Regions from separate parts of the Homo sapiens genome. Here region 1 is linked to region 2. The links are chromatin contacts, found by Hi-C or POLR2A ChIA-PET in ENCODE. All regions are on one chromosome and are shown on one strand. Each heading gives the region's core, a stretch centred on a gene start or an enhancer-like site at or near the end of the contact. The rest is flanking DNA. Distances are from core to core; before and after follow the strand shown. Region 1 overlaps DNMT1 (DNA methyltransferase 1). Region 2 holds the start of DNMT1 (DNA methyltransferase 1).

The links. Hi-C counts contacts between places; a loop is a spot of excess contacts on that map. ChIA-PET counts read pairs that join two places held with the same protein, here RNA polymerase II (POLR2A). Pooled maps may share reads with other maps.
Region 1: a map of CD4-positive, alpha-beta T cell shows a loop between it and region 2 (2.5-fold over the local background). The contact joins the enhancer-like site here to the promoter of DNMT1 in region 2. A Hi-C loop is called at or near these places in 4 of 168 maps with a recorded cell type or tissue (CD4-positive, alpha-beta T cell, CD8-positive, alpha-beta T cell, G401 and 1 more), 1 of 37 single-sample maps with no recorded cell type and 5 of 50 pooled maps. POLR2A ChIA-PET finds 5 or more read pairs at or near these places in 22 of 52 experiments (A549, CD4-positive, alpha-beta T cell, CD4-positive, alpha-beta memory T cell and 17 more).

What each region holds. Positions count from the first base shown.
Region 1 is chr19:10,138,529-10,145,168 of GRCh38, forward strand. It overlaps DNMT1 (DNA methyltransferase 1), which reads right to left. Exons shown (of 41, transcript NM_001130823.3): 29 at 5,238-5,459; 30 at 3,500-3,692; 31 at 2,577-2,661; 32 at 2,253-2,381; 33 at 1,518-1,800; 34 at 1,148-1,289; 35 at 1-77. Among named protein-coding and RNA genes, the nearest start is that of EIF3G, 22 kb to the left of the region's middle. Within about 2 kb of position 4,388, at least 6 of the 41 ENCODE cell types and tissues checked have a DNase peak (open chromatin) inside an H3K27ac peak, as active enhancers do; they include CD4-positive, alpha-beta T cell and CD8-positive, alpha-beta T cell, where a contact is called at or near this core.
Region 2 is chr19:10,190,349-10,197,328 of GRCh38, forward strand. DNMT1 (DNA methyltransferase 1) reads right to left here and starts at 4,605. Exons shown (of 41, transcript NM_001130823.3): 1 at 4,472-4,605. The coding sequence starts at 4,551. RefSeq lists a silencer at 4,309-4,548 and an enhancer at 4,809-5,038.

The DNA of each region.
Region 1 (6,640 bases), core at 3,138-5,637, 52 kb before region 2:
AGAGGGAGCTTCTCTCCAGGGGCCGCGGCCAGGATGATGGCCCGCCTCCTAGTCTGGGCCACGCCGTACTGACCGGCCTGTGGGGGAGAAGGACGGACAACCCCACCGTCAGTGGGACACTCCCAACTGGACTGGCCAGACCCAGGCCCAGGGTCAGCAGCCTGAGTCGGGAGTGGCTGGCCAATGCGGAGTGCACTTGCAGAAATCCCCAGTTACCTCAGCAGGCGTGCTCCTGGTCAGAGGAGTTTGGAGCAGATAAAGAACAAAAGCAGCTGAGCCCAGGGGACAGCCACTGGGGAAGGTGGGAGCAAACCCTGCGGGGAAGTCCGGCCAGCTCTGAAAGCACTGCAAGGGCCCCAAGGTCTTAGCACTCGGGGAGAACACTGGAGACCAGGAGCCCTGTCGCTTCCCTGATGGCTGTGGTCACAAGGACAGAGAACGTGGCTGCAACAAGTCTTGTCTGGTGAGCCTGAGTCGCCCTGAGGCTGAGCTAGGGGACCGGGTAGCCAAGTGCTTGCCCACTTAGGCAGACATCCTGTGCTAGCATCTGGATAGCTGTTTCATTTTTAATTATGCCCTCAATTGCTGAGCTGATACAGAGAGGATGGGGGATGCTTTTCAGATAAGGCCTGGGCCCCACAGACTATGTCCATCCCTGTCCCTGCAGACACAGCCACCTGGAGTGCAACCCTCGGCCATCTGTGGGGGTTTGTGTGCGCAGTTACCCAGAGCAAAACTGTCTTTTAAACCAATCGAACAGCTGCCGCCTACACATGGCTCTGCGCACCTCACTTCCCCTCCCGCTCTGTGCAGACTCAGCCATTCCACAGTGCTCCATGGTGGGCTGCTCACCCTTCCCCATCGAGGGAAAGGAGCCAGGAGCTGCATGGCGAGAAGCCCATTGTAGCCAGCCCTCCCAGGCATGTTCGAGAACACAGCTCAAGAGACACTAGCGGTGGACTTGCTGGGGGCCGGCTGAGCACGCATCTCCCCTGACTCCGCCAGTGGGACAGAGCACCATGCCAGCCTCTGCTGCCTGGATGGCAGGCCTATGCCATTGAACCCTGCCTTCAGTAAGGGATGGCTGGCTGCTGGCCGGGTCACGTGCTGGCCACATCTGTCTGCCCGCCCCAGCCCCAGGGCCCACCTGCAGCACGCCGAAGGTGCACTGATAGCCCATGCGGACCAGGCAGCGGAGGGTGAGCTTCAGGACCATGGAGCGCTTGAAGGAGACAAAGTTCCTGACATTCTCCAGGAGGAAGAACCGGGGCCGGTAGTAGTCGCAGTAGCTGTAGGGGGCAGGAGAGACTGCAGGAGTCACCTCCACAGACAGAGGGAAGAAACGACCCACTGTGCCGGAAGCCCCTCACGAATGTTATCAAAGTCTCTCCCTGGTGAGAGCTGAGCTGTGAGCTTCCGGGGGGCAGAGGCCTCAGTGCAGGGCGAAAATGACCACTGCTGACATGCGGCACAGCCCCGGGCCGTCTGGCAACACTGGGGGGCTTCTACCCGTTTACCTGAGGAAGGAAACCACCAGAGAGTTTTTGAACTTGGAGTAGGTGCGCGAATTGAAGCGGTTCATGCCGCTGAAGCCCTGGCAGGGCGGCCCGCCGCACAGCATCTCCACGTCTCCCTTCTGGGGCAGCCGCTGGCCGCGGGAGTTGGTGGTCTCCCCAGCCATGACCAGCTTCAGCAGGATGTTGCAGTCCTCTGTGAACACTGTGGAGCCGGGGTTGTTCAGCCGGAACGCCTGGGCCGCAGGGTCCCACATCTCGATGGCCCACAGCGTGTCAGAGATGCCTGGCAGATCAAGCACGAAGCCATGCTTTCAACTCTCCAGAAGATTTTTTTTTTTTTTTGAGATGGAGTCTCGCTCTGTCACCCAGGCTGGAGTGCAGTGGTGTGATCTTGGCTCACTGCAAGCTCTGCCTCCCAGGTTCAAGCGATTCTCCCACCTCAGCCTCCTGAGTAGCTGGGACTACAGGCACACACCACCACGCCCAGCTAATTTTTGTATTCTTATTAGAGACGGGGTTTCACCATGTTGGCCAGGATGGTCTCAAACTCCTGACCTCATGATCCACCCACCTCGGCCTCCCAAAGTGCTGGGATTACAGGCGTGCGCCACCGTGCCTGGCCTCGGAAGGAGATTCTTGAGTCAGGAAGGTGACCGGGGTTGGAAGTCGTTTCAGGTAGCACCTGCCCGGTCTGGGCTCACCAGGTATTCAGAGATGGAGCCTACGGGCGCTCACCTGCTTGGTGGAATCCCTCCGACAACCCCCCGCAGCCAGAAAACACATCCAGGGTCCGCAGCTTGGGCAGCTTGATCTCTATCTCTGGCTCGCTCGGCTCACAGGCTTGGGACTTGGGCTTGCCCTTCCCTGGGGGAGAGAGGCCAGAGGCTAAACCCGATCCTCAGAGTCCAAGTCCACCTTGCTCTCAAGCGCCTTGTTAACTCAGGCGGCCTCGCTGTCCCAGAGTCAGTAACACCAGAGGTGGTTTTACACTGAGGGATTCACAGGCAGCCTCCAAGTTACAGAAGAATAACTTGAAAAGAAACTCATACAATGACGTACCTTTTCCCTTGCCCTTCCCTTTGTTTCCAGGGCTACGGGCATGGTTGGGAGGATCTTCAAAGCTTTTGCTCTTTGCATTATAGGCCTGAAAAGGAGAGAACTGCAATCGTTTGGGAGAGAAACGCACTGTCCCCTCTCTAACGCAGACTAGTAAGAAGGCAATTTGATAGTCACTTAATTTCTCCCTCAGTGGGGCCATGACCAATTAGCCACCAATAAGAGTAGTTTGACTTTGCTACAATAGAAACTTAAAACAATCCATTTTATTAATACTAACATTTGATCTGGCTGACACTGAAATGCCTATTACAAGCACTTGAGAGTACCTTCTAGAACAGGAAAAAGTGCTATGCAGAATCTGCTGTCCAATTGGGCTACCTCATCCATGCCTGGGAGAACGTGGATGTATCGTTTTAAGGTAACAACACGGAAAGGCCAAGCCCCAACAATTTACAAGTCATGAGCTTGATCAGCTGACTCGTGGGCCCTCTCCATAACGAGGGCCACCCGCACAGGCATGTGGGCTGGGCCTGGACGTAGGCGCCTGGCCCAAGGGACCCAGGAGCAGGGGCACCTTCTCCAACTCATACTAAGACACCAGTCAGGCTGGTGGAAGCTGCCTCATGGTCCTCAACGTTCAGTTGCACCAAGACACTAAAACGTTAGGTTCTCTAATGACGTACTTTTTAAAAACCAGGAGTGTTAAACTCCGGGACCACTTGAATCTCATACAACTTGTGCTCTGGAGAACCCTGCTCAGACCCCCGTAAAGCTCCTGCAGAACAGCTTCACGTCAGCCAACCACCCACTTCTTACAAAAGCTGAAACCCTGCAGCCAAGCCGCCTTGTGTATAACCCGACATCAGACTCCTTCTGGCCAACTTTGACCCCGAAGCCTTCCCTCTAGCAAGCAGGGGCACCACCTCGAGGAAGTAGAAGCGGTTGGGGCCGCCCATGGAGTACACCTGGACGCACTCGGGCAGGTCCTCCCCATACTCCACGGTGCAGCGGCCCTGCACAGCCTTGAAGTCCACCACGGCCTCCTCGTCGCTCCAGTAGAGCAGGTTGATGTCTGCGTGGTAGCTCGCTGGAGTGGACTTGTGGGTGTTCTCAGGCCTGCGAGCGGGAGAGGCCTCGTTAGGAGCTCTCCTTTGTGGTGAGCTTATGCTGAATTAAACAGTACCATGTTCCTGGGGTGCTCAGGGAACTGCAGGGTAAAGACCCCCTAGTTCGAGAACCGCAGGGTAAAGACCCCCTCAGTTAGGGAACTGCAGGGTAAAGATATCTCCTCCCCACACTGGGGAACTGCAAGGTAGACTCCCCCCCATTTAGGGAACTGCAGGGTAAAGACCCCCCCTAGTTAGGGAACCACAGGGTAAAGATCCCCCAAGTTAGGGAATCGCAGGGTAAAGACCCCTCCCAGTAAGGGAATCACAGGGTAAAGATATCCCCTCCTCACATTAGGGAACTGCAAGGTAGATTCCCCCACAATTAGGGAACCGCCAGGTAATGACCCCCGACCCAGTTGGGAACCGCAGGGTAAAGACCCCCCAGTTATGGAACCGCAGGGTAAAGACCTCCCCAGTTAGGGAGTCATAGGGTAAAGACCCCCCTACTTAGGGAACCGCAGGTAAAGATAACCCCTCCCCAAATGAGGGAACTGCAAGGTAGATTCGCCCCCAATTAGGGAACCACAGGGTAGAGACCCCCCAACCATTAGGTCAGCTTGGCTGCTTGCTCTGCACGCCTGGCCCTGCCCTGCTGTGTCCGCCTGCCGGTAGCAGCCTCTCGAGTGTGTTTCTCTCACCTGTACCACTCACAGCCCTTGTTTTATTTCCTGTTATTACAAAGGCTTCAGGAAATCTTTGATCTATGTTAGCTAAGAGGTGAGGCAAGTGTATAGCTTCCTGTACAGGCTAGTTTCAGGTTAATGCCTAATCACCGCAAGTTACTCGGGTCTTAGAAAAAGAAAACGTAATAGGCCAAAAGCTTAGGAAAGAGAAAAAATCCCAGAGACAGAAAGGAGGACCTGGGAAGAGGTGGGGACAGCGGGACAGAACCTGGACAGTCATAGATGGAGCTTGGGAGGTTCTCTGGGGGTGCCCAGGCACTCTACCCGTTTTTTCTTTTGAGACGGGGTCTGGCTGTCACCCAGGCCGGAGTGCAGTGGTGGGATCATGGCTCACTACAGCCTCAAATTCCTGGGTTTCAGTGATCCCTTCAGCCTCAGCCTCCCAAGTAGCTGGGATTACAGGCGTGTGCCACCACGCCCAGCTAGTCTTTTTTTTTTTTTTTTTTTGGTAGGGCCGGGGTCTCACTACGTTTCCTCAAGCTGGTCTTGAACTCCTAGACTCAAGTGATCTTCCTGCCTCAGCCTCCCAAAGTGCTAGGATTAGAGGCGTGAGCTACAGTGCCCAGCCAGCTTAAGGATTTCTTTTGGAAAAAGGGCTCTGCAACATTAAAATAAGGACCTAAAAGTGAGGGCTGGGAACTAGAATTCTAGTCATTATCAGTGCCCACCGATAATCAGAAACACTTGGAAAAACAGCTACTTCAACCTAACTCTTAGAACAACTGTGGGTGCTATGCCACAACCTTGTTTCAGGCAGAGCCTTCTAGAAGAGTCTGTGGCCTCGTGGAAGAACAGAGGCCTCTGCTGACCTGTAGAACTTGTTGACCCGGATTTTGATGTCAGTCTCATTGGGCCTGCCGTTGCTCTTCTTGGGACAGAAGATCTCTTTGATCCGGCCAATTCGGTAGGGCTCAGGGGCATCCAGGTTGCTGCCTTTGATGTAGTCGGAGTATTTCCGGTAGTGCTCTGGGTACAGGTCCTCATCCACGGGCTCCTTCCGTGGGCGTTTCACGGGACTGGACAGCTTGATGCTGCAGAGAAGCACCCACTTGACATCAATGAACCTTCCACCTTGCAGTGGTCAGTCAGGCATGACTGACCAGTGAAAATAACCATTTAAAGTCAAGCACCTGATGAATTAAGGTAGGTGTGTACCCTAAGAAATGATTTAGGCTGGGCATTGTGGCTCACGCCTGTAATCCCAGCACTTTGGGAGACCAAGGCAGGTGGACCACAAGGTCAGAAGTTCGAGACCACCCTGGCCAACACGGTAAAACCCTGTCTCTACTAAAAATACAAAAATTAGCCGGGTGTGGTGGTACATGCCTATAATTCCAGCTACTTGGGAGGCTGAGGCAGGAGAATTGCTTGAACCCAGGAGGCAGAGGTTGCAGTGAGCTGAGATTGTGCCACTGCACTCCAGCCTGTGTGACAGAGCAAGACTCCATCTCACAGAAAAAAAAAAAAAAGATTTAGCTGCAGATTTAGTCTCACAGTTTGAAGCACGCATTCACCCTCTGCGCATTACTGGCTACGGTGGTGGCTGACACTGCTCAAATACCCCAGGCTCCTGCCTCCCGACTACTTGGCATCTTGTGTTTCCTGGCATGTGACGTGGGCAGAAGTGACCAAAGAGGATGTCACTGCCTGGGGAATGTCCTGTGTGCTTTCCCTTGGGCTCAAACACTGGCAACTTCTGACTCCAGCGGCCCAGATATCCAAGGGACACAACAGGTGGAGTCCTCTGCTGACCTGTGATGGGCACCTCGTATGAGCGAGACAGCGGCTACCGTGGTTTTTGTTGAGAGAGTTTCACTCTGTCACCCAGGTTAGAGTGCAGTGGCACAATCTCGGCTCACTGCAACTCCTCCTCCCAGGTTCAAGCGATTCTCGTGCCTCGGCCTCCCAAGTAGCTGGGATTACAGGTGCCCACCACCACACCCAGCTAACCCTGGCTAATTTATTTTTAGTAGAGACAGGTATGTCGGCCAGGCTGGTCTTGGTCTTGAACTCCTGACAGGCATGAGCCACCGCACCCAGTCCAGCTTCTGTGGTTTTAAGTCACTGTGATTTGGGGTTGTTGCTATGATACAACCTACGCTACCCTGACTAAGGCTCTGATCTAGAAGCGACACTGGAGGCCAATGTAAGGCGCCACAGGGCCTGGGACAATGGGAGTGTGGTCTGACTAGTGTGGAAAAGCTGTTCTTTG
Region 2 (6,980 bases), core at 3,355-5,854:
ACAGACCCTGAAATAATCACTAATTTCAGTGTTATAATGGCACCATGCGGGATACACCGACAAAATTCAACACTCTTTATTGTGGAGAAGCAAGCCTAGCTGTCTGAGAGCAGGCTTAAGAATGAATTAAAAGGCCAGGCACGGTGGCTCATGCCTGTAATCCCAACACTTTGCGGGGCTGAGGCAGGCGAATCACTTGAGTCCAGGAGTTCAACACCAGCCTGGCCAACACGGTAAACCCCGGTTTCTACTAAAAATAAGAAAAAGTTAGCCGGGCGTGGTGGCACATGCCTGTAATCCCAGCTACTCAGGAGGCTAAGGCAGGAGAATCACTTGAACCCGGGAGGGGGAGGTTGCAGTGAGCCAAGTTCGCACCACTGCACTCCAGCCTGGGCGACAGCACAAGACTCTGTCTCAAAAATAAAATAAAATAAAATAAAATAAAATAAAATAAAATAAAATAAAATAAAATAAAAACAATGAACCGGCTGGACACCATCATACCTGTAATCCCAGCATTTTGGGAGGCTAAGATAAGTGGATCACTTGAGATCAAGAGTTTGAAACCAGCCTGGTCAACATGGCAAAACCCAGTCTCTAATAAAAATACAAAAATTACCTGGGCTTGGTGGCGGGCGCCTGTAATCCCAGCTACTTGGGACACTGAAGTAGGAGAATTGCTTGAACTCGGGAGGTGGAGGTTGCAGTGAGCCGAGATCACGGCCACTGCACTCCAGCCTGGGCGACAGAGCAAGGCTCAGCCTCGAGGGGGAAAAAGAAAAATTAGCTGGGCGTGGTGGTGCACACCTGTAATCCCAGCTACTTGGGAAGCTGAGACAGGAGAATTGCTTAAACCCGGGAAGCGGAGGCTGCAGTGAGCTGAGATCACACCATTGCACTCTAGCCTGGGCCACAGAGCAAGACCCTGCCTCAATTAAAAAAAAAAAAAAATCTAAGTTTCAAGTACTGTTGGATACCATGTTTATTTTTCATTTAATGAAATATTTTCAAAATGTAAAAAAAAAAAAAAAAGTCTGTGGAGTGAGTCATATAAACTACAATTTCAATGTCTACCACATGGTCAAAAGCAGTCCTCCAAAACTCCAATGCCTACAGTGAAGCAATCTGAGTGTAAAGAAATGTGGAACCCAGGGTCAGTGGTGGATTGTAAGGCTCACCTAATGGTATTCCAATTCAGCCAAACAAAATATTTGCACAGGGCCAACAGAGCCCCTGAGCCAGTGGCCTACTGGCAACCCCTGTTGAAGGGAAAGGCTTTGGCAAGCAGCAGACCTTAGCAGGAATTCCTGCTTCCTGGCAGTTAACTCCTGCAGCATCCACTTTTAAGAACTCTTGAGGAATAATGGCCGGGCCCTGTGGCTCACGCCTGTAATCTCAGCCCTTTGGGAGGCCAACGCAGAGGATTGCTTCAGTCCAGGAGTTCAAGACCAGCCTGGGCAACAAAGCAAGACCCTCATCTCTAAAAAAAAAAATTTTTTTTTTTTCTGAGACAGAGTTTCGCTCCTGTTGCCCAGGCTGGAGTGCAACGGTGCAATCTCGGCTCCTGGGTTCAAGCGATTATCCTGCCTCAGCCTCCCGAGTAGCTGCGATTACAGGCACCTGCCACCATACCTGGCTAATTTTTTTGTATTTTTAGTAGAGATGGGGTTTCGCCACGTTGGCCAGGCTGGTCTCAAACTCCTGACCTCAGGTGATCTGCCCATCTCAGCCTCCCAAAGTGCTGGGATTACAGACGTGAGCCACCGCGCCCAGCCTTCTAAAAAATTTTTTAAGGATTAACTTGGGCATGGTGGCATGTGCCAGCCACTCAGGAGGCTAAGGCAGGAGGATTGCTTGAGCTCAGGGGTTCAAGGCTGCAGTAAGCCATGACTGTGCCACTGCATTCCAGCCTGGGTGACACAGTGAGATCCTGTCTCTTAAAAAAAAACTGAAAAAAACAAGCTAAGTTAGCCACTAGCATGTGAACCTTTATGTGCCATGCATATTCTCATTTAACCCAATACCAGCTGAAAACCCATGTCATTATTCCTAGACTATGGATATAGAGGTGGCATACGCTTGTTTAAGGTCATTGAGCCAGTGGAGGTCATGTTTTCAAGAAGGCTGGGCAGGCTGGGCATGGTGGCTCACACCCGTAATCCCAACACTTTGGGAAGCTGAGGCAGGAGGATCGCTTGAGGCCAGGAATCGAAGACCAGCCTGAGCAACATGGCAAGACCCCATCTCTACAAAATAAAAAAAAGGAATAAAAAAGGAAGGCCGGGCCCAAACTTCTCTGAATTGGGTGTAACATCATGAAGCCAGGCACTTTCATAATTTCACTTCCATTCCATTTTAAATCAAGTTTTATTTTGGGAGAATACTGGCACAGATGATTCAAGAAGATATATACCCACTAACTGGTTAAGAAGTGGTTTGACTATAATCCCAGCACTTTGGGAGGCTGAGGCAGGTGGATCACGAGGTCAGGAGTTCGAGACCAGCCTGACCAACATGGAGAAACCCCGACTCCACTGAAAACACAAAAATTAGCCAGGCGTGGTGGTGTGCACCTGTAATCCCAGCTACTTCGGAGGCTGAGGCAGGAGAATCACTTGAACCCTGAAAGTGGAGGTTGCAGTGAGCCGAGATCACGCCACCGCATTCCAGCCTGGGTGAAAGAATGAGACTCCATCTCAAACAAACAAACAAAAAAAAGTAGTAGTTAAGGCATGATGGCTCATACTTGTAATCCTAACCTTTGGGACACAAAGGCAGGAGGACTGCTTGAGGGCAGGGGTTTAAGACCAGCCTGGGCAATATGGTGAAACCTCACGTATACAGAAACAAAAACTAAGAAAGTCATCTGGGCATGGTGGTGGGCGCCTGTGGTCCCAGCTACTCAGGAGGCTGAGGATCCCTTAAGCCCAGGAGTTCAAGGCTACAGTGAGTTATAATTGTGCCAGGGCACTCCAGCCTGGACAACAGAGTGAGACCCATCTCTAAAAATAAAAAGTGTTTCTTTTTTTGAGACAGGGTCTCACTCTGTCACCCAGGCTGGAGTGCAATAGCGCGATCTCAGCTCGCTACACACAGCCTCAACCTCTGGGGCTCAAGTGATACTCCCACCTTAGTCTGTTGAGTAGTTGGGACCACAGGCGCACGGCACTACTCCAGGCTAATTTTTGTATTTTTAGTAGACATGGGGTTTTGCCTTGTTGCCCAGGCTGGTCTCAAACTCCTGGCTCAAGAGATTCGTCCGCCACTGCCTCCCAAATTGCTGGGATTACAGGCATAAGCCACAGCACCCAGCCTTCAAAAAAAAAAAAAAAAAGAAAAGAAAAAAAGCGGGGGTTGAACCAAATATCCATCCCTCCCCAAAGACCCAAATCAGAACCGGACTGGCCCAACCAGGTCAGTTAACAAGCCTAAGGAAATAGAAAAATGGCAAAGAGTGCTTTCACAAATCCAGCTGGAAGTGTCCACGCCTGGTGAGGGTTCCTCTGACTCACGCACACCTCACTTGAACAAGTTTTCAGGAATGAACTGATGGCGTTCATGAACAAGGGGCTGGGACCAGTGCTCCCACTGATCCTTGTGCACGGAAGTTGGACAGAGGCATGAACTGCTAAAGCCAGGGCCTCCAACATTAGACACACACTAAAGAACACACCCATGAACACACACAAACACACACGAAAGTGTAGCCAGTTCTCATTAGCAAGACTTCCCTGATGCCCACGGCTCACAGGCACAGATTTACAGGAAAAGACCAACCATGCAGCCTTCACGCTTCCCGGGCCCTGCGCTGCAATGCACGGTTAAAGTTCCTGCCAAAACATGGACTTTCCCAAGGAGCAAGAACCACACAGTCCCAACTGACAGAATGAGTACCCCACGGAAGGCTGGGCTCTCGAACATGAGCCAGCCCAGCCCAGGCCCCGACGGGTGACATCCGTCTCTGGAGGCCGCCATCGAGATGCACAGCTTTGGGGGAAAGGCACTGAGGGACCCCCCACCACAGAAGCGCCCCCGGGGACCGGGCCGGACACCGGAAGTGGAGGCCGAAGTGCCGGTGCCCGAGGGGTGTCCGTTGGCCGCGGGCTGCCCACTTCCTGTGCGACCAAGCTGGAGTCAAGAGCCCGGCCCACCGCTGCTTGAAGAAGGGGACCCCGGAAACGAACCCAAAGCTTGCTGTATTTGGGGATCAAAAGAGAACCCCCACCCCGCCTAGTTTCTAGCCACCAGGGAGCTACGGGGGAATCCACGGTCCATTTTGGCGCCAAACAGCCCGGGCACGCGCGACCGGAAGTGCCACCCTGCCCGCGCCAACTGCCGCTGCGCGCCGCACCACCCCACGCATGCGCGCCCGTCTGTCAGCAGCGGCCACCGGCCACCCCGAGGGGAAGCGACCCCCCACCCAGCGCCCTGCCTGTCCCCCTGAGTCCGTGTTCCCCCCCATGGTACCTACCGCCTGCGGACATCGTCGGGCAGCGAGATGGCCGGGACGGCCAGTGTGGGCACCCGGGCTGGGGCGGTACGCGCCGGCATCTCGGAGGCTTCAGCAGACGCGGCGGCGGCAGCGCAGGCGCCCCGGCTTTTCGCGCGGAAACCGATGGGGAGGGGCGATGAGCGGAGGCGGCGTCTACCACCCCAGTCCGGGCGTGGGGGAGGAGGGGATGTACCAAACGGAGAGAGGCGATACCCTGTGCAGAAGGATGGAACGGAGCCGGCCATGCCCAGGGAACACGCATGCGCAAGGCGGGCACACACCCCCCCCACGCGGAGCAGTGGGCTCGTCCAAGCTCCACGGTTTGCTGGGAGGTGGGCACGGTGCCCGAGGCATTCATTCATTCATTCTTTCAGGTGTGATGGGGATAAAGCAGCGAGAAGCCCCCAAGGGTTTGTGAGAGCCCTTGAGTAAAGTCCTCAGTTCCAATCCAACCTCCATCTATTTGCTGGCTATACGACCTTAGGTGGGTCACTACGGCTCAGCCTCTGTGTCCTCATCTGTAAAACGGGGTAATTGCACCTACTCTAGAAAATCTTGAGTATACACAGAATTTGTAGCTAGTACCAAGAATCTCACAGTGTATAGAGGCCCATGCCACTTCTATACCCAGTGTGTGGGGGGTTTTTTGTTGCCTTTTTTAAGCACCACGTGGCTCACGCCTGTCATCCCAGCACTTTGGGAGGCCAGGGTGGGAGGATCGCTTGAGCCCAGGAGTTTTAGACCAGCCTAGGTAACATAGAGAAACTGCATCTCAAAAAAAAAAAAAAAGAAAGAAAGAAAGAAAGAAAAAAAGAAAAACAAAAATTAGCTAGTCGTTGTGGCATGTGCCCATAGTCCAAACTACTCCAGAGGTTGAGGCAGGAAGATCACTTGAACCGGAGAGGCAGAGGTTGCAGTGAGCCATGATTGTACCACTACATTCCAGCCTGGGAGACAGAGCAAGACCTTGTCTCAAAAAAATAAAAATAAAAAGTAAGAATAAATTAAGAAGCACCATGTCAGGCGCAGTGGCTCACGCCTGTAATCCCAGTGCTTTGAGAGGCCCAGGTGGGAGGATCGCTTGAGGTTAGGAGTTCAAGACCAGCCTGAGCAACATAGGGATACCCCATCTCTACAAAAAATACAAAGATTTGCTGGGCATGGTGACACACACCTGTAATCCTAGCTACTTGGGAGGCTGAGGTGGGAGGATGGCTTGAACCCTGGCAGTGTAGGCTGCAATGAGCCATGATTGGGCCACTGGACTCCTGCCTGGGCGACAGGGTAAGACCCTGCCTCACTCTGTCACCCCGGCTGGCGTGCAGTGGTGAGATCTTGGCTCACTGCAACCTCTGCCTCCCAGGTTCAAGCGATTCTCATGCCTCAGCCTCCCTAGTAGGCTGGGATTACAGGCGTACTCCACCACGCCTGGCTAATTTTTGTATCTTCGGTGGTAGAGACAGGGTTTCACCATGTTGGCCAGGCTAGTCTGGGACTCCTAGCCTCAAGCAGTCCACTTGCCTCAGCCTCCCAAAGTGCTGGGATTATAGGCCTAAGCCACCGTAACCAGCCAGAATTTTTTTTTTTTTTAAAGCACCAGAACATGGGGGAAAGATTGTGTCTTTAACAAATGGTGCTGAGAAAACTGTATAACCACATACAAAAGAATGAAGTTGGACCCTTACCTTACACCATATACAAAAACACAAAACTTATTAAAGATTAAACATAAGACCTGAAACTATAGTGCTCCTAGAAGAAAACATGGGGAAAAGCTTCATGACAATGGATTTGGCAATGATTTCTTGGATATGACAGCAAAACACAGGCAACAAGACAAAAGATAGACAAATGGGTTTGCAACAAACTTAAGGATAGCTATACAGCAAAAGAAATGACCAACAGTGAAAAGGCAACCTACAGAATGGGGAAAAAAAAAGTTTGCAAACTGTATTATCTGGTAAAGGGTTAATATCCGGAATATATGAAAAATTACAGCCAGGCATGGTGGTTCATGCTTGTGATCCCTGCACTTTGGGAGGCCCGGGTAGGCAGATCACTTGAGCCCGGTAGTTTTAGACCAGCCTGAGCAACATGGCAAAACCTCGTCTCTACCAAAAAAAGAAGAAAAAAATTATATAAAAAATAAATTACTACCCGTCAGGCTTGGTGGCTCACGCCTGTAATCCCAGCACTTTGAGAGGCCAAGGCGGGTGGATCACCTGAGGTCAAGAGTTTGAGACCAGCCTGGCCAACATGGTGAAACCCTGTCTCTCCTCAAAATATAAAAATTTGCTGGGCATGGTGGTGTGCCTGTAATCCCAGCTACTCGGAAGGCTGAGGCAGGAGAATCACTTGAACCTGGGATGCGGAGGTTGCAGTGAGCCGAGATTGCACCATTGCGCTCCAGCCTGCGCAACAAGAGAGAAACTCTGTCTCAAATAAAAATTTAAAAAATAATAAATTTCTACAATGCAACAACAAAAAC